3 separate regions of the Homo sapiens genome follow, and all the other regions are linked to region 1. Evidence: read pairs that join two places in POLR2A ChIA-PET (ENCODE). Cell type or tissue: HepG2. All regions are shown on one strand.

What was found. Peaks named below come from ENCODE experiments on the same cell type or tissue, not always from the same donor. Only the 100,000 strongest peaks of a DNase experiment are listed, where the experiment ranks them.
Region 2: POLR2A ChIA-PET joins it to region 1 with 60 read pairs; 3 of 35 experiments call an interaction of 5 or more read pairs at or near these places.
Region 3: POLR2A ChIA-PET joins it to region 1 with 26 read pairs; 3 of 35 experiments call an interaction of 5 or more read pairs at or near these places.

What each region holds. Positions count from the first base shown.
Region 1 is chr9:114,171,465-114,179,464 of GRCh38, reverse strand. It overlaps COL27A1 (collagen type XXVII alpha 1 chain), which reads right to left. Exons shown (of 61, transcript NM_032888.4): 4 at 1,121-1,174. Among named protein-coding and RNA genes, the nearest start is that of COL27A1, 20 kb to the right of the region's middle. In HepG2, a CTCF peak has its summit at 4,530; DNase peaks (open chromatin) are centred at 3,864 and 4,504.
Region 2 is chr9:114,113,674-114,121,673 of GRCh38, reverse strand. No RefSeq gene overlaps it. Among named protein-coding and RNA genes, the nearest start is that of KIF12, 18 kb to the right of the region's middle. RefSeq lists enhancers at 1,711-2,005, 7,765-8,000. In HepG2, no CTCF peak of the experiment used is centred here; DNase peaks (open chromatin) are centred at 1,893, 3,263, 3,853 and 5,843; H3K4me3 peaks cover 1,099 bases.
Region 3 is chr9:114,095,665-114,103,664 of GRCh38, reverse strand. KIF12 (kinesin family member 12) reads left to right here and starts at 4,373. Exons shown (of 19, transcript NM_001388308.1): 1 at 4,373-4,414; 2 at 4,496-4,561; 3 at 4,652-4,730; 4 at 5,236-5,363; 5 at 5,475-5,550; 6 at 5,924-6,058; 7 at 6,229-6,364; 8 at 7,187-7,278; 9 at 7,458-7,614. The coding sequence starts at 4,389. LOC124902251 (a long non-coding RNA gene) reads right to left here and starts at 5,310. Exons shown (of 2, transcript XR_007061740.1): 1 at 5,227-5,310; 2 at 2,846-4,587. RefSeq lists an enhancer at 4,049-4,584. In HepG2, a CTCF peak has its summit at 7,497 (motif pointing left); DNase peaks (open chromatin) are centred at 4,274 and 7,495; H3K4me3 peaks cover 1,250 bases.

The sequences.
Region 1 (8,000 bases):
AGAGGCTTGGGGGCTCAGGAGGTTGGGGAAGGGAGTAGGCTGCCTAGGTCAACGGCCTCATCCTGGTCCCAGGCTGCAAGGTCCCATGGGCTAGCAGCGTCTGTGATATCTATGTGGTCCCCAGAGGGCACGTGCTTCATGAAGGCTCTGAAGCCAGGAGGAAATGCCGCTTCAGATGGCAGATTCCAGAGCCCTGGGCCCAGGGAGCACAGGGCCAGGTCTGGAGGGAACTAGGGCTTGGGTAATTGCATAACCAGAACCACTCGCTGGGCTCAGAGCTAAAAATATGCCCCAGGCAGCTACCTCTGCCAGGGCCTCACCAGGCACCCAGCGTGGGAAAGGCTGATTCAGCCTGGGCACAGATGCCGGGTGCTGTTGGTCTCAGCCCTCTAAGGGAAGCAGGTAGGTTTCCCTCTAAGGGGATCTCCAAGGGTTCCAGTATATGGGTAAGAGCCTGGGTTCCAGTCCTGGTTTTGCCATTTCCTACTCAGTTTCCTCATCTCTAAAATGAGAATGATCTCACTGTCCCATGGGAACTTGGGGTGGGCATGAGAGGTCAAATAAGGCAGCATAAAAGAAGGTGCCAGGCACATCACATAGGAGCTATTTTCCCTCTCGGGCTTGGGCTAGCTCAGTCAGCCACCGCAGCCTGCCAAGCTGTCCCCCAGCCTCTCTCCAGCAGGAGGAACTCAACTCCTCCCCGCATGGCCCCTCCAGGTACCTATGTCCGCACCCCTACTCCAGGAGAGCCCTGCAGAAACAGGAAGAGGGATGCAAGGGTCATATATTCCCCAAGGCAGTTTTCCTGGCCAAACACTGAAGCTCACCAGCCGAAGGGATGTGATCTTCTGGAGCCCCTTCCCCACCCCAGGCTGCAAAGGGTGATATCCCCAATGGACAACTGAGACCTACAAGAGGTCATTGCTGTTCCATGCCATATCTGTCCATATAGCACCCTTGAGAGCCCTAAGTCCACTCCAAATGGATAAAGCCAAATATGGGTGCCAGAGAGGGGGAGGGAAGAACCTGAGGACACACAGCAAACCCGAGACCTCAGGGGCAGTGAGACGCAGGCCAAAGAGCCACCAAGAGTTCCAAAGGACAGTGTGAGATAACTCACCCGAGGCCCACGTGCACCAGGGATTCCAGGTAGCCCAGGTAGCCCAGGGGGACCCTGAGGAGAAAACAAGAAGACAGCATTAGACAGTGCCCACTGGCAGCAGAGAATGGGCTCAAGCAGTCATTCAACAATCCCGCCTGCAGCTGTGGGCATGGATAGTCCGCGGCTAAGAGGAGGAGTCCCCTGAGGTCCCTGCCCTGAGAAATTCATGCTCTTTGGGGCTTTTGGGCTTTCATAGCTACTATTCAGTCACTGACGCCCTCATCATTTATCACCCAGCTAACTTAGGGTGTCACCTTCTCCAGAAAACCTTCCCCAAGTTGGACAAAGTCCCTTCTTTTCCTCTATTTTAAAGACCGCTATCTTACTTGGGGAATTATCTGCTTAGAAGCCTGTGTCTCCCATCAGATGACAGTCTCCTCAAAGGAACTAAGGGGATATGAGTCATCTGCCTATCCCCAGGGCTCAGCCAAACGTTTGATAAAATAAAACAGCCAGAAACCTCAGAGCTCAGCCAAATTCTCTGCAGAATCAGAACAGAGAAGGGACTTGGCCAAGGTCACACCAAGTATCTCTGCCCCACAAACAGGCAGCACAGCACACAGAGCATGGCATGGGTTTTTGAATCAGACATGCCTGGGTTCAGATCCCTGCCTGCCGCTGACAAAATGCACAAGTCTTTAGCCAGCTTGTGCCCATACAAACGGAGGCAATAAAACACTCCCCATGGGATTCCAAGGATGACATGAGAGATGATAAATGTTAACACGGTGCCTGGTATGTAACTGGCACTCAAATTTTCTATCTGTTCCCATGGCCACAGCATGGTCCAGCCTTCATCACCACTCCCCAAGAACCGGCAGCAGCCCCCTCAGTGGTCTCCCTGCCTCTACTCTCTCCTCCCTCCCCTCTGCAGTCCTCCTCCACACAGCCTCATTCACCTTCCAAAAGCCCTCCCCTGCTCAACAACATTTAAGGGCTCCCCATTTCCCACAAGTGAAAAACCTAACCCTGAAGCTCAGCATTTAAGGAGCATCTGTGTGTCCTCATCTCTTTTCTCTTTACACAGGAAGGGAGGCAGCCGAGCAGACTTACTGAAGGATGAGCTGATCTTTGTTCAAATCCTGGCTTTACCACTTAATAGCTGCACACTTCCTGCAGTTCCTCCCACTTATCTGAGTCTCAGATGCTCCCCGTTAAGATGGGTCCAATAGCTACCACTGCATTTACCTCGAAGGAGTAAATGAGGATTAACTAAGCGCCTGATGTGAAGAACTGTGCCTGCAGCCTTTGAAGGAAGCCAGGCTTTCGAGGATGTGTGAGGCCTGGGGAATTCATTTGTTTCAAATAACCATCAATGAGATTCCAGATTTCCTGCCCAGAGTTAAAATCGGTGTTGAAAACCCAGTCTGGTTTGGCTGGTAATTAATCCAGATCTCATGCTGGGCAGTCTCGGCTCACAGTTCTGGCCTGTGAACACCACGTGCTTGCTCGTCCATGAATAAAAATCAGAGGAGAGATCCAGACAGGCAGATATGGGTACCAAGGTCACTGGGCAAGAGCCCTGAGCAGAAGGAGGAGGGTCTGTTTTGTGACCTCGGGCAAGTCCCAGCTACCTCTGAGCATCCAGAGACCTCTGGCCAAATTGGCGGCAGAGTTCCAGGGGTGGGTAGAGGGGTTGTCTGGTTTTGTGGGTTCTGGACTCTGGGTGCCAGTCTTACCCACTTCTCCTCTCCAGCTGTCTCTGGGCAGTAGAGTATGGTGTAACACCACGGGCCTGGGTTCACATAGGGCACCCCCCCCCACCCACCTACTATCTGGGTGGCTTTGAGCAAAGCTATTTCCAGGCTCCAAGCCTTTTTTCTATTACTGTAAAATGAGGTTAATAATAGCACCTAGCCGACAGATAATCTATAACAAGTGCTAATCCTGGTGTCTGGCACCCAATTAATGCTCAAAAAAAATGTTAGCTGTTATTTCTGTGAAGCAAGCTTCTGGAACGTCCTCAACTCAAAATTTTAAGCCATCCTCCTTCACATCTGTTTCTAGGGGACAGCAAAAGATGTCCCTTCTTAGAAGGCCCTCCTTGACCCAACTGTCCCAGGTGGACCCAGAATTAAAGAAAAAGCAGGGGGCTGAGACGAAGCATACTGTAGGTATACCATGCCGTTTCAACAGGTAAGAAACCAGAGAGAGGTTCAGAGAGGAAAAGTGACTTGCCCAGTGCCACACAGCTAACAAGAGGCAGAGCCTGGATTCAAACCCAGGACCACTGGACCTGTTCTCCTACCCTGGGCAGCTGCCACACAATCTTGGTTGAGTGTGACTCTAACTAGGTATATGGCCTTGAGTAAGTCCCTTCTCTTCTCTGGACATCTGTGAAATGAAGATCCTGGAAACTTCCTGGCACTGGCATTTCCTGAGTTGCGGAAAGCCAAGGTGGGGGTAATTTCCTCTGCTACATTATCAAGTGAAGAGGAAAAGCGAGATTCTTCCCATCTCACAGAGAAGGCAAAGACCCAGCAGGGTGAAGGGCTTGTCCAGGACTCCGGGGAGGAACAGGCTCCGTGGGTGCAGCTCCTTCATGGACCCTGGTGGGGCTGCAGCTGCAGAGGCCTGGACACTCCCTCTTGGCATGTCTTCTGCCCCAGAAATAGGGGCATCCAGGATAGAGTCTGACCTCATCCACCACATCTGCAGAGCAGACTCTGAGTGCCACTCAGGACCCAGGGTCCAGCCTGGTGATGTCAGCCCACAGGCGGACTCCTTGACGGGGCGGCCCCAGCTTCGGGCCTGGCCAATCCCTTCACTCCACCTTCAACCTGGGTGGGGACCGCCGGCTGCCCAGTGCTAGCCACGGGCTGGACCCTCCCCTACTCAGTGCCCACTTTGCTCGTGGCGAGCACGGGTGCCCCCTGGCCCCTCTCCCCTGATCCGAGACCCTGCCTGTTCTCTCCGCAGTGGAAAAACGCTGCCATTTCTTTCCAGGGCCTGAAGCCTGAGCGGGTGACTCTGGGATGATTCACGAGGCCGGGGTGGGATTTTCCACTTTGCGTTGCAAACAACGGGGCCTCTGAGAGGGCCTGGAGCTGAGGGGGAGCAGAGCGGGGGCTCAGGCCTGCCTGGGGGAGGTGGAGGAGGCCTGGGCTCCAGGCGTACGCAAACAGAGCCATGGAAACAACCAAGCAGACCCCTCGGGGCTTCCCCCAAGGGTCCTGGCCTCTGACAGCCAGATCTAGGGGAACCCCATCCTACGGAACAAGTCCACCGTTGTGTCCAGCTGGAAGAGCCTCTGCCTGCCAAGCAATGAGAGGTTTTACAAGCCTGGGGTTTAGGAGACCAAAGTCCGATCCTAGGTGTGCTGCTACCTACCATGTGACCCTGAGCAATGTCCTTTTGATCTCTAGGCCTCGACTCTGTGTCTGTAACCTGTTGGGGGTAGATAGGGGGCCTCAAAGGGCTCTCCCATCTCTGACCATCTGAGCTCATGATTATTCCTAAGAATTCACACAGGGCACCCAGACTTCCCTAGCCTCTGTCCTGGGAAGGACCTGCTGGAACAGAGCTTCTTGGCATCAGTACAGCTCTGTATGACCTTGAGCAAGTTACTTAATCTCCCTGGGCCTCCGGGCCTTAGTTTGTCCAGCTGTGAAATGGGAATGTAATACCCATATTCTGAGATGGCATATGCATGCTGGTTCTTCTCCATTTACTCCCCAGATCTGTGCCGTGCCCTGGGAAGCTGACTTCTACAGATTATACCCCGGCCTTCCTTGACCTCTGGCTTCCAGCTGGGTTTGGCCAATGGGAGACCCCAGGAAGAGAGTGCACAGAAGGGAGGACAGGGTATATTTCTCTCCCTGTGCCCTCTCTGCTGTGCTATAATTTGGCTGCAGCTGTATTCGCCCATGGCCCCTGCTTCTGTGAGGAGACCCCTGCTCAAGGTTTTAACTCTTATTGGGTTCTGGGAACATCTTTCCCTGGGACCTTCTGGTCTGGGTGTGGTAACAATTTCCTGCAGTTTCCAGGCCCCTTGTGTTTCACCTGCCTCTGCTGGTTCCCTTGATGCTGTCCACCCCTCCGTAAATAGTCTGTTCCTTTAACTCTCCCCAGTGAGTCTGGGCCCTGCCTGGAGGTCAGGAGATCGAGACCATCCTGGCTAACATAGTGAAGCCTTGTCTCTACTAAAAATACAAAAAATTAGCCAGGCATGGTGGCACATGCCTGTAATCCCAGGTACTTAGGAGGCTGAGGCAGGAGAATTGCTTGAACCCAGGAGGCGGAGGTTGCAGTGAGCTGAGATCGCACCACTATACTCTAGCCTGGGCAACAGAGCAAGACTCTGTCTCAAAAAAAAAAAAATGGGGGCAGTCCTCCCCCAAACCCCCGCTGTCTAGCTGACATGTGTCATGACACTCTTATCCATTCAGGCTCCCTGCTGTCCCTGCTCCACCGACTAACCCCAGGTTAGTATTTTCATAGCACAGTTCTCCAAGCAAATGTGAGACTATGTCCAGACCCTCCCAGTTCTCTCAGTGCACCAAAGTCCCCACCTCAACACCCACCATCAGTCCACAATCACAGCCATGACAATCTACCAGGACCCAGGTTTCATATGTGCTTTACTCCCCTCCCCCCGACCCCCGCATCTCACTGAATCCATGTAACGACCCTGGAAAGGTAGGTGGCACCGTATCCCCATTTTATAGAGGCAGAAACTGAGGCTTAGAGAGGTTAAGTGATTTGCCAAAGGTCATACAGCACCAGGCATCTACAGGACGTTCAGTTAACAATTGTGCAAAGAATGAATGGATGGCTGAATAAGGGAATGGTTCAAATCCAGGTTGTCCCAAATCCAAAGCCTATGTTCTTTTGCAGTCCACATGGCCTCCTCATCTCCCTGGCAGGAGAGTTCTGGGTAACCTCAAGGAACCCCGCCTGGGAGTCAGGACGACCTGCATTTCGTAAGGATCAAATTCTTTTGTTCATTTCATAGATAGATAGTCACAGAGCACGTGGTGTGGGCCAGGCCCTTAGCGGCGTCTTCCCGAGGGGACATTTGCAAAAAGTGCAAGCACGGGCAAATGCCAGTGGCCTGATCGTGAATAAATAAGGCCTTGACTCGCCTCCTCTCAGGCGTGGGGCTTCTGTGCAGCTTCTGTGCAGGGCTGTGAACCACGGCCTCCCCGCCCCAACTCACCCAGGGCCAAGCTCAATTTTTCCATGTTCCCCCCTCCTGGGGCTCCCACAGAGCTTCCTCACTCAGCAGCTACAACTCCTGGCAGGCCTGGGCCCAGAACTCTGTCTCTGCCTCTGCCAGTTGCTCTCGTGCCCTGAACCCCGAGGAGCAGGTTTGCACATGCAGACACAGCCACTGCACCTTTCTCAAACACTGAAAGGTCCCACAGTCATTTCTAAGGGGAGAGCTGTCCCAACACCCTATTTCAGTGGAAGACTGAGCCCTGGGGAGAGGAAAGAATTTCCTCAAAGTCACTCAGCAAAACTAGATAAGATAGCCCAAATTACTTCATTTCTACTACAGCTGTTTTTTGAGACAGAGTCTTACTCTGTTGCCCAGGCTGGAGTGCAGTGGCATGATCTCGGCTCATCACAACCTCCACTTCCCAGGTTCAAGGGATTCTCCTACCTCGGCCTCCCAAGTAACTGGGATTACAGGCGCACACCACCATGCCTGGCTAATTCTTGTATTTTTGGTAAAGACAGGGTTTCACCATGTTGGCGAACTCCTGGCCTCAAGTGATCCGCCTGCCTCGGCCTCCCAAAGTGCTGGGATTATAGGTGTGAGCCACCACGCCCAGCCTCTACTACAGCTTTATATGCAAATAAAATTTACGCACATTTTCAGGCCACCCTCCCCACCAGAGGTGGGAGCTATTATCATCTTATGTTCTACAAAAACAGGCTCAGCATGGATCAGTCACAGAGCTAAAAGGGGTGGAGTCAGGATTTGAACCCAAGTCTGCATGTGCCTGGATGGGGGACAATTAAGCTCTTCTCCTGGGCAGCTGGAGCTTCTGTTCTGCTGGGCTTAGATCCTGGATATATATGGGGGTCAAGGGAAGACAGCAGAGGCCAGAAAGAATGAGAGTTCATTTCATCACCGTTCAAAGATGCCTCTTCCATTACATTATTCTGGTATCTGGTGAAGAAGTGACCAGGTTGCCATCTGCTACACAGTGGACAAAGATTCTACCAGCTTCCGGGTTCCTCCTAGGGTGGGGACAGGGGATAGCATGGGGCCTGAGACAGGGATGTCACCCGGGCAGGTTGGTGTCTTCCCCTTGTCCTCAGTAGTCAGGGCTGAAGGAGCAGAAAGAGCCTCAGCCCTGGCCAGAAGTCAGGGACCACAAGTTGCATCCCAGCTCCTTCAGGAACACGCTGGGAGCCTTTGGCGGGGTCCTTTATCTCTTTCCAACCCCTCTTGGATCATCTGTGGGGCAGGGATGAACACACACAGCCTGCCCTCCTCAACCAGTTTTCATGAGGTCCTAAAGGAGACACCGCGCCTGTGGAAGCAGCTCATAAACTTGATGGGTTATCGAATCGGAAGCTTCTTTAGGCCAGGCACAGTGGCTTAAGCCTGTCATTCTAGCGCTCTGGGAGGCTGAGGCAGGAGGATCACTTGAGGCCAGGAGTTTAAGACCAGCCTGGGCAACATAGTGAGACCCAGACTCTACAAAAAAAGTGAAAAAATTAGCCGGACATAGTGGCACGTGCCTGTAGTCCCAGCTACCTGGGAGGCTGAGGCAGGAGGATGAATTGAGCCTGGGAGATTAAGGATGCAGTGAGCTGTGATCACACCACTGCACAGCAGCCTGGGTGATAGAGTGAGACCCTGTCTCTAAAAAAAAAAAGAAAA
Region 2 (8,000 bases), 58 kb after region 1:
AATGCAACCTTTCCTCTCCCAGCCCAAGGCTCTGACTGTCCTGCCATCCTGCCTCCCTCAGTCAGGGGCCAGCTGTGCCCTTGGCCCCAGTGGAATGTGTACCCTGGAGTTTTTTTGCCCCTGCTTTGGATTTAAGATCTTCCTTTCTCTGAAGCCACAGAGTCAACACATATTTTTACTAGGAGGCATAGTAGGCAGGGCACCCAGAGCCCAGAGCCCTGCCTTAAGAGGATTTATTATCTTTTTCAGGAGACGGGAGGGAGCACAGATGTGAAACCATAAAAATGATCAATGTGGCCAATGCTTACGTGGGACTTGGTGTGCACCAGGCACAGCTCTGATCTAAGGGATGTCCATGTATTAACTCATTTAATCCTCACAACAACCTATAAAGTATTGTCAACCTCATTTTGTAGATGAGGAAACTGAGGACACTTAAGATTGAGTAACTTCTTCTTGACCACACAGCTACGAAGTTGCAGAGTTGGGTCTCAGACTCCCAGGCAGCCTGGTTCTTGAGTCTACTCAACCAAAGAAGACACTCATATGGCAAGTGTTAATCCCTCTGTATCAGGCACCATCCTCAGTATTGGGGACCCAGTGGTGGAAAGAATAGACCAGGGCTCTGTCCTCAAGGGACTTGTCATCCTTCTTTCGCTCACTTATTCATCTACATAGCCACCCATCCACCATCCATCCATCCATCCATCCATTTACCCATCTATCCATCATCCATTCATTTATTTATCTGCCTATCCATCATTTAACCATCTATCCATCTATCTATCCACCCATCTATTCATCAACCTATCCATTATCCATCTACCATCCATCATCCATCCATCCATCAACCCATCCATCCATCATCTATCTATCCAGCCAGCCAGCCATCTACCCATCATCCATTCATCTATCCATTCACCCATCCATTCATCATCCATCTATCTATCCATCTACCCACCCATAATCTGACCAGCATCCACCCATCCACCCATCCATCAACCACCCATCTGTGTCGATTTTTATTCATTATGTATCTCCCATGCTTGGCATAGTGCCTGGACATAACAAGTCCTCAATCAATATTTGCTAAAGGAATGAAGGAATGAAGACAGACTTGGGCCCCGCCCCAGAGCACTGGGTTCTTGTCCCTTACCCTTTCCCAGTCACAGCACCATAAGGTAGTAAATGCTGCCATGACCACCTTATGGGATTCTTGGGAGGCTTTAACGGCAAGTAGGTGAATGCCTTACAAACTGTAAAGGGCTCTAGGGGCATAGTCAGCATCAGGCTACTGAGCTGGTGTGCAGGCACTGAGACCTGCAGAGCTGTGTCTCTCTCCAGTCTGGCTGGTGAGACCTGTCAGACACTTCCCCTCGACCTGCCAAGAGGCCCAGAAAGGAAAGGAAATTGACATTTAATGAGCATCCATGAAGTGCCAGGGACCTTCACATACTTTAACCCTCTCTTCTCTTTTCTTGTACAAATCAAAGAAATGGAAGCCCAGAGAGGTCCACGATTTGCTCAAGGTCACATAGCCAGAGAAGAGCAGAGCCCACATTCTAACCTCGGTCTGTGAGCCCCAAAGCCTGTGCTCATGGCCCTACCTATGCTACACCACTTCTTCTTAAAGGGGATGCTGTCAACTTTTCCCTAAGTCCCCACTGTTCAGGGTCACTCAGCAAGCTCTTGGTAGAGTCTTTTAAAACACGTTTCCATTTAGTTTTTGCATAGATTATTTCCTTTTTGTTTTATGGGACACCCCCCGACCCTCCCCACCCCCCCACCCCCACCCAGCCACCAACTTTTATTTGCAAAGAAAAGCCAGTGTAAATATTCCCTCCCACCCAGGTTAACCCTTGTCTGACAGAGGTGTATTCTGTGCAGCTCTCTGGGGGAAAGGATGAAAGGTCACCCGGGCTTGCCTGGGCTTCCTGCAGGGCCTGTTTGACAGACCCTCGTGATAGTTCACACACACATGTATCTCTGCCGCCTAATGCCATGGGTGGCAGAAACCCCTGATTCTCAATTTACCAGCTTCTTATGACCCTCAGCACAGACCAGCCTTCTAGGGTCCAAGTGTAAAGGAGACAGTCTTCCTGGAGTCTCTACCCTTGCACTGTGGGCTGGAACAGAAAAAGAAGTGCCCTCAGCCACTGTTCCTGGGCCACCCACCGAGGGCCTGGCATAGCACTGGGCACTTCACCAACATCCTCTCACTGAGTCTTCTGGAAAGGAGGGCTTGGTCTCAATGACCCCATTTTACAAATGGTGAAGCTGAGGCTCAGAGAGGCAAAGTCACCTGTCCAAGACCACACAGCTGGCCAGGGGAAAACTAAGCATAAGACACGGTCCTTGCTTATAAGTTGCTTTAAGTCCAGGGCTAAAAGTAAGACACTGTACATGTGAAATGACAAGACAGCCCCTCAGGCCAGGCACTATCTTCAGTGCCGGGAACAATGACCCAACAGGAAACTGGTTGAAGCAAGTCCCAGTTCTGCTACACACTTGCTGAGTGACCTTGAGCTGGTCACTTTCCTTCTCTGAGTCAAACATCTCAGTCTCTTATGCTCTTTCTTATGTAGCATCTGGTAAGAATGTATAAAGTAGGACCTCGTAAGGGCGTGGGAGAAGATGGCTGAGGTTTGTGGAATAGCACAGCATTATGGCTAAGAATTACTACAAAGCCCTCCTCCTACCATATAGAGATCCCCTCCACCAACATCCCAAGAGGCAAATCCCCAGGCAGGAGAGTTAAGGTAGACTGGGTTGGGGGGCTAAGCAGAGGATCTGCAAGCCCTGTGCCAGGCACCAAGGGGAGGAAGGAATGGCACGGGGCATTCCACACCGGTGGACAGGAATTCTCTCTAAGTCGGAACTCCAGCGGCTCCTCACCAGCCCCTCTTCCCAGGCAGCCTTCACCACAAGACCCAGCACCTCCAGTGTCCCCAGCCACAGCCCCCCACAGCACAGGCTCCTCCTGGAGTTGGCTCCAGCTCCAGCAGGCCAGCCATTGAAGGCTCCACCTCACCCCTTTAAATTCTATTTTTTCAAACCACATTCTTGAACTTGGCAGATAACGTGGCAGCCCGACAAGAGCCCTATTTACTCGGAGAGCCGTGAATGGGCCCTTTATAACAAGCTTCATTAATATTTCTACCTATTGGCCAGCTCTCCGTTTCCTCCCCCTATACAAACAGATTCTCCACACAGAAAGACTTTTCAAATGCTCTTGTTGACTTTCCCCAAACAGGGAGGGCAGCTGAGCCGGCAGGGGTGTGTGAGTGTGTGTAAGTGTGTGTGCAGGGGAGGGGGCGGCCGTGGGCTTGCGCCCGCCAAGCCTTATGCAGGAAGGAAAGAGGCCCACTATTCATGGGCAGGGACGGGCAGCTCGGGTGAGTCCAGGTATGCCATGCCTCACAAAGGCATACTCAGCCCAGCCTGCCCCACGAATTCCAGAGCCCTGGCCCGCGGAGGTAGGCCGTCCCTTCTCAGCTCCTGCTGCCTGACCAGTGACCCGAGGCAAGTCCCTGACTTGCTCTAGGCTTCACTGTCTTCTTTTGTCAGTTGAGTCTCTACCTTGCTACTCAAAGTGTGGTCCATGCACCAGTGGTATCACCATCCCCCGAGAGCTTAGGAGAAACATAGAACCTCTACCCAGATTTGTTGTCCCTGAATTTGCATCCTAGTAAGATCCCTGGGTGACTTGTGTGCACTATCGACTTCAAGAAGCATCTGATCCACTCCACATGCCTCCTCCATCACCCCCCTGCCACCACCACTCTAGGGCCCAAAGGCCACAGTGGACCTGACACATCATCGAGAAGGCGGCCACCAAGGCTCTTTTGCTCTCTAGTTCGACACCACAGCCCTGGCCCATGGTTGGGGCTCAGAAAATCAATGAATAAACAGAAAAGTGTATTGTCCAAGTCCACAGCCTTGTGCTAACGACAGCAATTCTTCCTCTTCAGCATTTGAGAACATTGTGAAGAACTGCCCGTTCCATTGTTCTGAAGGTCGTAGAGTCTTGGAAGGGACTTTCTAATATTGCAGTGGATGGGGTGAGCTCCCTGTCTTTTGGAGATATGCAAGCAGAGGCGGGAGGACGTGTGATGGGAAGTTGGAGGAGACACCATGCCCCATGTATAAAGAACGTGCCTTTGGGGCAGAGAAAAAAAATCACTGCAGGGAAGATGGTGTCCTCACTGAGCACACCCACAGGTGAAATGGGGGCCTCTTTAGAGACGGACAGACCCGAGTTTCAATGTTGGTGATGCCTTCTTTAACAATGAGAACATGGACAAGGTGGACAAGAGCCTTCACTTCCCTTCCATCTATTCATTCAATAAATGTTGATTCTATGTGTCAAGCCCTCTGCTGGACCTTGGGGACCTGATAGTTCATAAAATAGATTCTTTATTCCTATGGGGAGAGAGACAAACAAAAATCAATAAAAAATAAATATGGGCAGGGCGCGATGGCTCACACCTGTAATCCCAGAACTTTGGGAGGCCGAGGAGAGGGGATCACAAGGTCAAGAGATCGAGACCATCCTGGCCAACATGGTGAAACCCCATCTCTACTAAAAATACAAAAATTAGCTGGGCGTGGTGGCACGTGTCTGTAATCCCAGCTACTCGGGAGGCTGAGGTAGGAGAATCACTTGATCCCGGGAAGCGGAGGTTTCAGTGAGCTGAGATCACGCCACTGCACTCCTGCCTGGTGACAGAGCAAGATGACTCCATCTCAATAAATAAATAAATAAATAAATAAATAAATAAATAAATAAGAATGCTGAGGAGAAAGTAGAGGAGGGTGACAGAGACAAGGTGTGTGCATGGGAGGTGGGGAAAATTATGAGTGAGGGGAGCTAGGGAAGATGCCACTGAAAGGTGACCTTTTACAGTCAGACCTGAAGACAAAGGAGCCAGTCACGTGAGAAGCCAAAGGAAAGGTACCCCCAGCATAGGGACAGCATGTGCAAAGGTCCTGAGTTAGGAAACACTGGGCGCTTTGAAAGGGAGGCAGCGTGGTGATCGCATTCCACACACAAGTGGGAGAGGAACCGTGGGAGGCGGGAATTTCCACCTTACAGAGCTGCAGAGGATGGATGGCACCCAATCGGTGCTCAGAGCAGGATGTGTTTGCTCTTCACTGACCCACAGGTCCTGATCAGAACTGCTGTCTGTTTCCATCTCCCGAGAACAGCAGGGGCAGTGCCTCAGCCTGGGGGCCACGGCCCAGGGCAGGGCCAAGGAGCTGCAGGGGCTGAATGAGCCGCCTGTGTGCATATTGGCTGCATACTCCTGCCTTTTTGGGGAGGGAGTGGCCTGCCCTCTCCTGGGACACCTGCCCAGCTTCAGCTGGCCTGGGTGGCTTGGACAGGAGTTCCTGACCCCCTGCCCAGTTCTCAGCAGCCAAAGGCCAGACCCTCTTGGGAGCACAGAGCCTGCCAGCCGGCTCACACCCTCCTCCCTCCTCCCTGGCCAGCCCTTAAGTACCAGGCTGGAAATAACCGGTTCTCTCCACCCCTTGGGGCCATGGGCTTGCCCACCCTAGGGGCTGAGGTGGCTGGACAGGGAGTGGCGGTGGGCTGTCCCAAGAGAGACTTCTTGGAGTCTTCGCTGGGAGGCTCCCACCCTTGGGTTAGTAGGGAGGAGTTGGTTCAATCCTGGATTTGCTGCTGCCTCTCCATGAGCCCTTCCAAAGCTGCCTTAGCATTCTGAATCTGGTTTTCCTTATCATTACAGTGGAACCGATCACCCCCTCTGAGGGCTGTTGTGAGAATTAAATAACAGATGTGTGAGCTTTGCAAACCGTGACGTACAATGCACACAGAAGACTTTGTGGTCGGGTCGGACAGTTCACTTTGTATTCGAGGTCATGAAAGGACTGAATTCTAGCATCTGGTCCCAACTTCACCTCTTAGCTAGACCACAGCGTTTCTGAAAATCTCAGTGTCCCCAACTGCAACATCAAGATCCTTGTTCCTACCTCAAAAGGTTATCATTAGAATCCAATTTATTCAAACAGTATGTGTTGAACACCTACTATGTACATTGCTCACAGCATTCTAGACATCTGTAGAGGTAGGCCCCCTTTCCTTCTTTGACTTCAAGTAATTCTTTCCAGAGGACTGAAGAGAAGACAAGGATATACTCTTGAAGGTAGACAAAGGACAAAGGAGAAAGGTTCTAGATCTCAGACTTGGTCCCTGTCGTTAGGTGGCTGGTTGAGGTCTTGGTTCAGTCTTTTACTGTCTCTATGAATTTGGGCAGGTTACTTAGCCTCTGCAAAGCTCAGTTTCCCCATCAATAAAGGAGGGAGGATATTGTGAACCAAAAATAAAATTCTAAGCCCCCTGCCCTCCAACCAGCTGGACTCCCTCCTCTGGGTCAAGGCACTCCAAAGTTCACCTGAAAGACTGGTTCAGGCCATAATGGGAAGCAGAGGTCAGACATGCCTCAGTAGCCCTCCTCCCTTTTGGGATTCAGGAAAAGCTGACCCCTATTTAACATCAACGCAGACCTGAAGTCTGATAAGGAACACTTACAATGTATTCTTTCTGAAGCCTGCTGCCTGGAGGCTTCATCTGCATGATAAAACTTTGGTCTTCACAACCTTTTATCATAACTCAGACATTCCTTTCTATTGATAATAACTCTTTTAACCAATTACCAATCAGAAATTTTTTTATTCTACCTATAAACCTGGGAGCCCCCACATGCACTCTGCTTCAAGTTGTCCCGCCTTTCTAGACTGAACCAATGTATATCTTAAATGTATTTGATTGATGTCTCATGTCTCCCTAAAATGTATAATACTAAGCTGCACTCAACCACCTTGGGCCCGTGTTCTCAGGGCCTCCTGAGTGAGGGCTGTGTCATGGGCCATGGTCACTCTTATTTGGCTCAGAATAAATCTCTTTTTAATAATAATTTTCAATTTCATAATAATTTTTAATAATAAAATAAACATTTTACAGAGTTTGACTCTTTTTGTCAATAATATTACACCACAGATGTCTGTTGCCATGGTTTAAATTGTATCAATTGACACAGGGTGCTTAGCTCAGTCTTTGGCCCATTGTGTGTGATTCATAACGTTTGCTGCTATTAGCAGTAGCTGCAAATAGTATGTAGTCATCATTACGGTAGTAGCAAAGTGGTAGTAGTATAAATAACAAGAGAAGCAATCCTGGTGGCAGTACTGCAGTAGAAATACTGGTGGTAATAGAGTAAGAAGTACTATGTTTTAGACCATTTTCATACTGCTATAAAGAGACTACCTGGGACTGGGTAATTTATAAACAAAAGAGGTTTAATTGACTCACAGTTCCTCATGTCTGGGGAGGACTCCGGATACTTATAATCATGTGGAAGGCGAAAGGGAAGCAAGCACCACCTTCACAAGATGGCAGGAGAGAGGGAGAGTGAGCAAAGGGGAAGTGCCACACTTTAAAACCATCAAATCTCATGAGAACTCACTCACTATCAGGAGAAGAGTGTGGGGGGAACTGCCCCTATTATCCAATCAGCTCCCACCAGGTCCCTCTCTTGACACATGGGGATTACAATTCAAGATGAGATTTGTCGGGGGATGCAGTAGAGGCAGTAGAAGCAATAGTAGTAGAAGTACTGGTTGTGGTGGTCATAGTAAGAAGTGCCAGCAGTAATAGTAGAAGCATTGGCAGGGTCGTAGTAAAGGACTAGAAGGACTACGAGAAGACAGTGGCAGCAATACTAGTAGAGGTCATAGTAGTAGTAGTACCAAAGTGGGCATATGTGCCAAGGGAGGGAGGCAAGACTAAGAGAATCCAGCACCCCTTTAATTCTGGGGAGAAAAGAGAGGGTCCAGTTTCTGAGAACTGGAAAAGAGAGGGGTCTAGGTAGATGGAGCTGGCAAGAAGAAATGAAGGGTACAAAGCCCTAGAAAGTGGTGCTAATCAATCCACCTAAGCCGGATAGGACTCGGTCTTGGGATTGATGAGAGTCTCATCT
Region 3 (8,000 bases), 76 kb after region 1:
CAAGCAATCCACCTGTCTCAGCCTCCCAAAATGCTAGGATTACAGGTGTGAGCTACCGTACCCGACATCTTTGTGACTTTATATCTCATTTTTTGTCTTCTTTTGAATCAGTCAAGTAGTTTTAATTCATTTTTCTCTATTAGCTTCTTAGTTTTAACTCTTGTTTTTGTGATAGTTACCTTAAAGATGTCACTATACATCCCTGAACTACTACAGTCTACCTTAAGTTAGTACTTTTATCACTTCCCAAACAATTGAAGAACCAATGCTACAATTCTATGGTTTAACTCCATTCACTCCACTTATCCTTTATTCTAGTGTAATGTCTGTTTGCTTCTATATATATTATAATGGTAGCAAAAAGTTAGTGTTACTTTCTTTTAAACAGTCAAAATGATTCTTTTTTTTTGAGACAAAGCCTTACTCTGTCACCCGGACTGGAGTACAGTGGCATGATCTCGGCCCACAGCAACCTCCACCACCTGGGTTCAAGTAATTCTCCCGCCTCAGCCTCCCTAGTAGCTGGTATTCCAGGCGCCCACCACCATGCCCGGCTAATTTTTGTATTTTTAGTAGAGACAGGGTTTCACCATGTTGGCCAGACTGATCTTGAACTCCTGACCCCAGGTGATCCACCCCCCTCAGCCTCCCAAAGTGCTGGGATTACAGGCATGAGCCACCGTGCCTGGCCTCAAAATGATTTTATATACATCCTATATTTATTCTTTCTCATGCTCTTTATTTTTTCCTTGAGCTCTATCTCATTCAACATATAAAAATTTCCTTCAGTATTTCTTGTAGTGATGATCAACTGGAGGTGAATTTCTCAGCTTCTGTTTGTTCAAAAATGTCTATTTTACCTACATTTGTGAAGGATACTTTTGCTAGACATATAATTCCAGGTTGATTTTTGTTTTTTAATCTCAGCATTTTAAAGATACACTGTCTATTGTCTGTTGGCATCCATAGTTTCTATTCAAAAGTAGTTGTCAGTCTTCTTATTGCTACTTTGAAGGCTATGGTTTTTTCCCTAAGGCTGCTTTTATGGTTTCTTCTTTGTCTTTGGTTTTCAGCAGCTTAAGATGTGCTAGATATTTCTTTATATTTAATCTTTAAAGTGGGCTACAAGGTTGCACATAACCAGGCTCCTATTAACTTTATAATCTTTTTCTTTTTTTTTTTTTTTTTTGAGATGGAGTCTTGCTTTGTCACCCAGGCTGGAGTGCAGTGGTGCCATCTTGACTCACTGCAACTTCTGACTCCCAGGTTCAAGTGGTTCTTCTGACTCAGCCTCCTGAGTAGCTGGGATTACAGGCCTGTGCCACCATGCCTGGCTAATTTTGTATTTTTAGTAGAGACAGGATTTCACCACGTTGGTCAGGCTGGTCTCAAACTCCTGATCTCGTGATTTGCCCACTTCGGCCTCCCAAAGTGTTGGGATTATAGGCATGAGCCACTGCACCCAGCCACCTTTATGATCTTTTGTCTCCCACTCTTCCCTTGCTAACTGTGTTCCAACCACCCTGGCCTTCTTCCATTCCTTGAACACACACTGGTCATACTCCACCTCAGGACCTTTGCATCGGACAATTCTTCTGCCTAGGATAATCTTCCCCCAAATATTTGCATGACTAACTCACATTCGTCCTTGAAGTCTTTCCTCAAAAGTCACCTTCTCAATGAGGTATTCCATGACTATACTATATAAACAACAACCTGTTCGCCATCGCCAACACTGAGTGATACTATTTCCGTAGCACTTTTCAGCTTTTAACATACTATGTAAGTTATTTATATGCTTATTTTTATTATCTGCCTTTCCCACCTCACTAGAGGGTAAGCTCCATAAGGGCAAGAATTTTTATCTGTTTTGTTCACTAATGTATGCATCTCAAGTGCCTAGAAACCTGCCTGACACCTAGAGGAGGCTTAATAAAAACTTGCTCATGACTGTTCAATTTAAGGGTAGCAGATGTTTGCACTCACTGTTAGAGAACAGAACCAGGACTTTGCTCCTGCATTTGTGATTCAAAGGACATCAAATCATGTACACATTCTGACCCAGGTTGGGAAGCCTGGTGCACAAGCCCCCACTGACCAGCATGCAACATATCCCCTGTTTCTGCACTTTTATCAAAATCCTTTCAAGGTTGGGCATGGTGGCTCATGCCTGTAATCCCAGCACTTTGGGAGGTTGAGGTGGGTGGATCACCTGAGGTCAAGAGTTTGAGACCAGCCTGGCCAACATGGTGAAACCCTCCCTGTCTTTACTAAAAATACTAAAGTTAGCTGGGCGTAGTGGTGAGTACCTATAATCCCAGCTACTTGGGAGGCTGAGGCAGGAGAATCACTTGGATCCAGAAGGTGGAGGTTGCAGTGAGCCAGGATCGCAACATTGCATTCCAGCCTGGGTGATAAGAGAGAAACTGCATCTCCAAAACAAAACAAAACAAAACAAAAAAAACAAAAATCCCTTCAGCGTGGCTCATCTCAGTCCAGCCTGAGGAGGGCCAGCAATCTGACTAAACCAATGCACACTAAGATGCTAGTGATTGATAGTCTTTAACACTTTCAACAGCTTTTAAAGGAGCACCTTGTTCATTTACTGGGTTTACTCCTGACAAAAGCAACTTGCCATAGCAAGCAGCATCAGGATGTACAGCTCATAGTTCTGGGTTTAAACTCTCAGTTCTGCCATTTGTTGTTTTCTCCTTAGATAACTTTCCCTGCCTTTCGCTGTTTAGTTCAGTTTTTTTTCCTCTGAAAAACAGGGATAGTAATTTTTGTCTTATCCACCTCAAGGACTCAAAAAATAGATTAAGGAACTTCAGAGTTGAAAGGGAACTTAGAGATCATCTAGGAATTTTTATTTTTGTTTTTAGGTAATTATTTACAACTTTCACTTTCAATGACACATCTCATTGAAATCTCAGAACAACTATGTCAAATAGGAGAGAAGTCATTAATCTCTTTTTACAGGAAGGAAACAAGAGAAGCCAAGACTGTGGCAAGTTAGTGGCAGAGCTGGGGGCAGTGGTTATTAGTTCTACAGAACTTTCCCTGTGGCCCCTGCTAGAGGGTCCTATAACCAAAAGGTCAAATGGCTCTTTCTTATACATCTCCATTGCCTGGGGAGCTCACTGCCATCCAAGACAGCCCATTCTCCAGCAGGGTGGCTTTGATAGTTGGCTGTAATTTGTGGTGGTATAGAATGTGTCACATTGAGAAAAAGTGATTTTTAGGGCTTTCACCCTAATGTGTGTTTGGGGGCCGGAGAGTTTGCAGAAATATTCAGAGAACATACAAAGACAGCCAGAATGACAATAATAATAACAATGCCAACCTGATGGTGTCACATCCCTGTTTATAACCCTTCAATGGCTTCCTGGTTCCCTGAAGAGTGAGTCCAGACTCCTTGATGTGCCCACCATAAGCTAGATCCAGCCTCAAACTACCTCTCCATGCCACACTCATCTCCCCACCCCACCCTGGCCATCCTGACTCCTGTTTGCTTTGCCTGGAATACCCTCACCTCCTCCCCACCCCCACTGGCTCCTACAGGCCTCTGTACTCCCCCTAAAGGCCCTACACGCTGCTGGGTTGTACTTATCCATCTCCCCAGACACACTGTGAGCTGGGAAGGGTCAGGGGCTGCATGGGGTTCCTCTGCCCTGGTGCCCAGCATGGAGACTGGTACAGAATAAGTGATTGCCCCATCCCTGCACATTCACAGACATCTCTGCTGTTCTCATAAGCCAGACCAGGAGAGGGTTAAACAATCATGCTGGCCTAGGATTAACTTTGGCATTAGAGAGGCAGGTGCCCCAGTGTTTTACCAGATGCTTGGAAACCTGTTCTCAGGTCAGCTCAGAGATTCAATCCAGCCAGGTCGTCCCTAGAGCTGACTGAGACCTGTGCCACTCCTTGGGCCCTGAGCTGAGCTGCTGGGGGTGGGAGTGGGGGGTATGTGGAGAGGGTGGGAAAAGCTTGGTCCTGTGCAGGCTAGCTCTGTGGCCTTGGTTGAGTCCTTCCTATCTGCTTAGGTATCCCCAACTGGGCACAAAGGAGGCCGGTCTGGGTGGTCCCACGGGTTCCTCTTGTGAGGACTGGCCAAGAGCAAGGGATCCTCAGACTCCAGAACCCCCTAGCTAGGGGTCCCCTAGCTTGGGAGAGACTTTCTCCACCGCAGGGGTGAGGAAGGGTAAATCTTTAACGAGCTAGCCCTGGGCAGCTGGAGTCTTTCCGGATGGATGGCTGCCTGGGATGGGGGATGGGGTGGGAATGCAAGATGTGTGTAGACAGTCCCAGTGTTGTGGAGAAGGGAGGGTATTGGTGGGGGGTAAATAAAGGAGACGCGGGCGGAGCTAACTCCGTGTGCAGAGCAGGACATGGAAGAACGCGGGTCACCCGACGGGTAAGCAGATCTTCAGACAGGTTCGAGGAGTCCTGAACAGCCGCTAGGTGCAGGTATGATAAGTCGCATTGCTGCCCACAGGGATCTCGCGCGGAGCCTGGAGCAAGGGCCAGAGGGGCCGGAAACGCCCATCCAGGTGGTGCTCAGGTGGGTATAAATTGGCTAGGAGGCACCTGGGCGAGACAAGGATCGAGGAAGACATCAGGATGTACCATCTGCCCTTCTGTCGGACCCCAGGGTACGTCCCATGAGCGCGGCCGAGCTGCGTCGAGGGCAGCAGAGCGTGCTGCACTGCTCAGGGACCCGGACTCTGCAGGTGAGGAACCCCTCTCTCTATCTCCCCAATAAAAAATCCCGGGGACGCCAGATCCCTTCCCCCAGGCAACTTTGCCCTAGGCCCCGCGCTCCCCCGGAGTGGTCCTCTCCCAGGTGCCCCGCCCTCCCCAGAGTGCCCCTCCCTTCCAGGATGCCCAGCCCTCCGCCAGGGTGCGCCGCGCCAACCCCTGCGAGTGCCCCGCCCCTTCTGAGTGCCCGCCCACCCAAGGTGCCCGCCCCCCCCAGAATGCCCCGCCCCTCCAGGGTGTCCTACCCTCCCCAGAATGCCCCGGCCCTAGTGAGTGTCCCCCACCCCACCCCCAACCCAGGGTGCTCGCCCACCGAGTGCCTCACCGAGCGCCCTACCCTTCTCCAGGGTGCCCCGCCCTCCTCCAGAGTGCCCCGCCCTCCTCCCGCGTGCCCCGCCCTCCTCCACGGTGCCCCGCCCCTCCAGGGTGCCCCGCCCTCCTCCAGAGTGCCCCGCTCCTCCGCCCCACCCGCGCCAGGTGAGTCCTCCAGGCGGGGGTCCAGAAGTGGCGTTCCGCTTCGGTGCGGTGCTAGACGCGGCGCGCACGCAGGAGGACGTGTTCCGGGCGTGCGGCGTGCGGCGCCTGGGGGAGCTGGCGCTGCGCGGGTGAGTGAAGCTTCGCCTCCGCTCCGCGCCGGGCCTGGCGGGGCCCCGAAGCACCCCCAGCCCCCACCCCGGGTAGCCGCCGGAGTCCAGCCACGCCCTTGCCGCCCGCAGTTTCTCCTGCACTGTTTTCACCTTTGGCCAGACGGGCTCTGGGAAGACCTACACCCTGACTGGACCCCCTCCCCAGGTGAGCGAGCGCCGGCGGCGCCCCCGCGGGGCGGGGCTGGGTGGGCTGGAAGCCCTGGGGAGCCGCAGGCGGCGCAGACTCCCAGAGGGAAGGGGCTGGGACGACGCCGCCTGACCCGCTTGTTTGCAGACGAGGACGCTGAGGACCAAAGAGAAGGGACTTGCCCAATTTGGAGCATTTGGGCTTCAACTTTGGCCCCTTCCTAGCTCTCAGTTTTCTCATCTGTAAAATGGAAGTGACAGTACCGACTATGAATTAAATGAGCCATTGTTTGGGAACTTGGCACGTTTCCCGGCGCACGGTATCATACATGCGCTACAGAGGGTAGTTATTACTGTGGAGATGACGATGGCTCAGCTGGTTTTGCCCCTAGGGGGAGGGGGTGCCTGTACCCCCCAGCCTGGCTGGCATCATGCAGAGGACCTTCGCCTGGCTGTTGGACCGCGTGCAGCACCTGGGTGCCCCTGTCACCCTTCGCGCCTCTTATCTGGAGATCTACAATGAGCAGGTAAGGGAATGAGAGGAATAGAAAGACAGCCCATGAGGAAACGGAGCGCTTCTTTCCAGGGAGCCTGGATCAAAGGACAGAAGAGGCGGTGGGGACTGTTGTCAGTAAGATCTGGGGATGGGTGGACTCAGAAAGATCCCCTTCCCTCACCCTCCTCCCTCCCCTCCCAGGTTCGGGACTTGCTGAGCCTGGGGTCTCCCCGGCCCCTCCCTGTTCGCTGGAACAAGACTCGGGGCTTCTATGTGGAGCAGCTGCGGGTGGTGGAATTTGGGAGTCTGGAGGCCCTGATGGAACTTTTGCAAACGGGTGTGTGCTGACAGCGGGGAGTTTTGCGGGTAGGGGTGCCCATTCCTCAGTTGTTCACTGAGTGTGGACTTGGGGCCCAGACTGCAGCTGCAGCTTCAGAAATGATTCCTGGGGGAGGTGGGGAAGGACCAGTAAACCACAATTCAAAGGCATGGCCCAAGGGCCTCCCCGCACTGCCAACAAGGCCTGCTAATTCTGCCTTCCAAACTCCTTTCACACCCTCTCCTCTCTAGCCCAGGGCCTCGGCCTCCGCCAGGACTCATTCTTGCTCCCTGGTGGTCTCTGCACCTCAAGGCTCTCCCCTGCCCATCCATTCTCCTCTATGCTGCAAACCCCATCTCTCTTTGCCTCCAGACCCTCCACCCTTCCAGGGCCCTGAGGATCAAGGTCATACCTCTTAGCCTAGCCTAAAGGCCCTTTCAGCCTCATTCTTTTTTTTAAATCAAGTATTTATTGGGCACCCCTCCTTTGGCAGGCACTGGAGATGCTGACTGTGGATTCTGGCCCCAGCACTGTGCCACACCTCTCAGCTGATCTCCTGCCTCAGTTTCTCCCCTTCCTTTCACGAAGCAGTGGGAGAGATGTTTATAAAATGCAAATCTGACTGTCATTCTTCTGCTCAGTTTTCTCTATCCTCCATCCACCCATCTCTGCTAGAGCAGGGCCCAACATCCCATCGTTCCCTGAACAACACCCACTCTGTTGCCTCCCTGCCTTTGCATGAGGCTGACCCTTCCGCCAGGATTCCTTTGCTCCTTTTTCTTCATTGATGATGACCTGTTCTTCCTACCAGGTCCAGCTCCTGATGTTTTTCCCTTCCAGGTCTCAGCCGTCGAAGGAACTCAGCCCACACCCTGAACCAGGCCTCCAGCCGAAGCCATGCCCTGCTCACCCTTTACATCAGCCGTCAAACTGTGAGTGCTCCAGCCTGGGAAGGTGCTTACCCGGGGCCACCAAGCAAGGGTCTGTATCTGGACATATAAACCAACTTGGGTGTGCATGGGGGTTAATAATGGAAACTCTTGGTCCCATAACCTTGTGGCTTTGATGGGGACGGTCCCTCCCAAGTCCCCATGAAGCTCTGATCCCTCAGGCCCAGCAGATGCCTTCTGTGGACCCTGGGGAGCCCCCTGTTGGTGGGAAGCTGTGCTTTGTGGACCTGGCAGGCAGTGAGAAGGTAGCAGCCACGGGATCCCGTGGGGAGCTGATGCTTGAGGCTAACAGCATCAACCGAAGCCTGCTGGCCCTGGGTGAGACCTGGGGGCCACCGGTGTGATTTCCTGTCTCTCCTCTGTGCCTGGCTCACAGCTCTCCACAGTGGGGGATACCAGAGGAGTTGTAGTAAATAGAAGAGGGTTAAAGAGCTGCGATCCAGGAACCAAAGGCCCCATTCTGGCCCCAGCTCTGCTGTTGACTTCTCCCTTCGTAAAACACTGCTTATGAATGTATAAACTCTAAGGGTGTATAAAGTTCCATGCTAATTTGGGAAATAGAACCACTCAACTGCAGAAGATGAACCCTCAGAGACATTTGGCATGTCCCTTGTGCAGTTGGGAAGACTGAGGCCTAGTAAGGGGAAGGGACTTGAGCTTTCTCCCCAACCCCACCCCAGGGTATTGGACCTGGAGATCCTCAG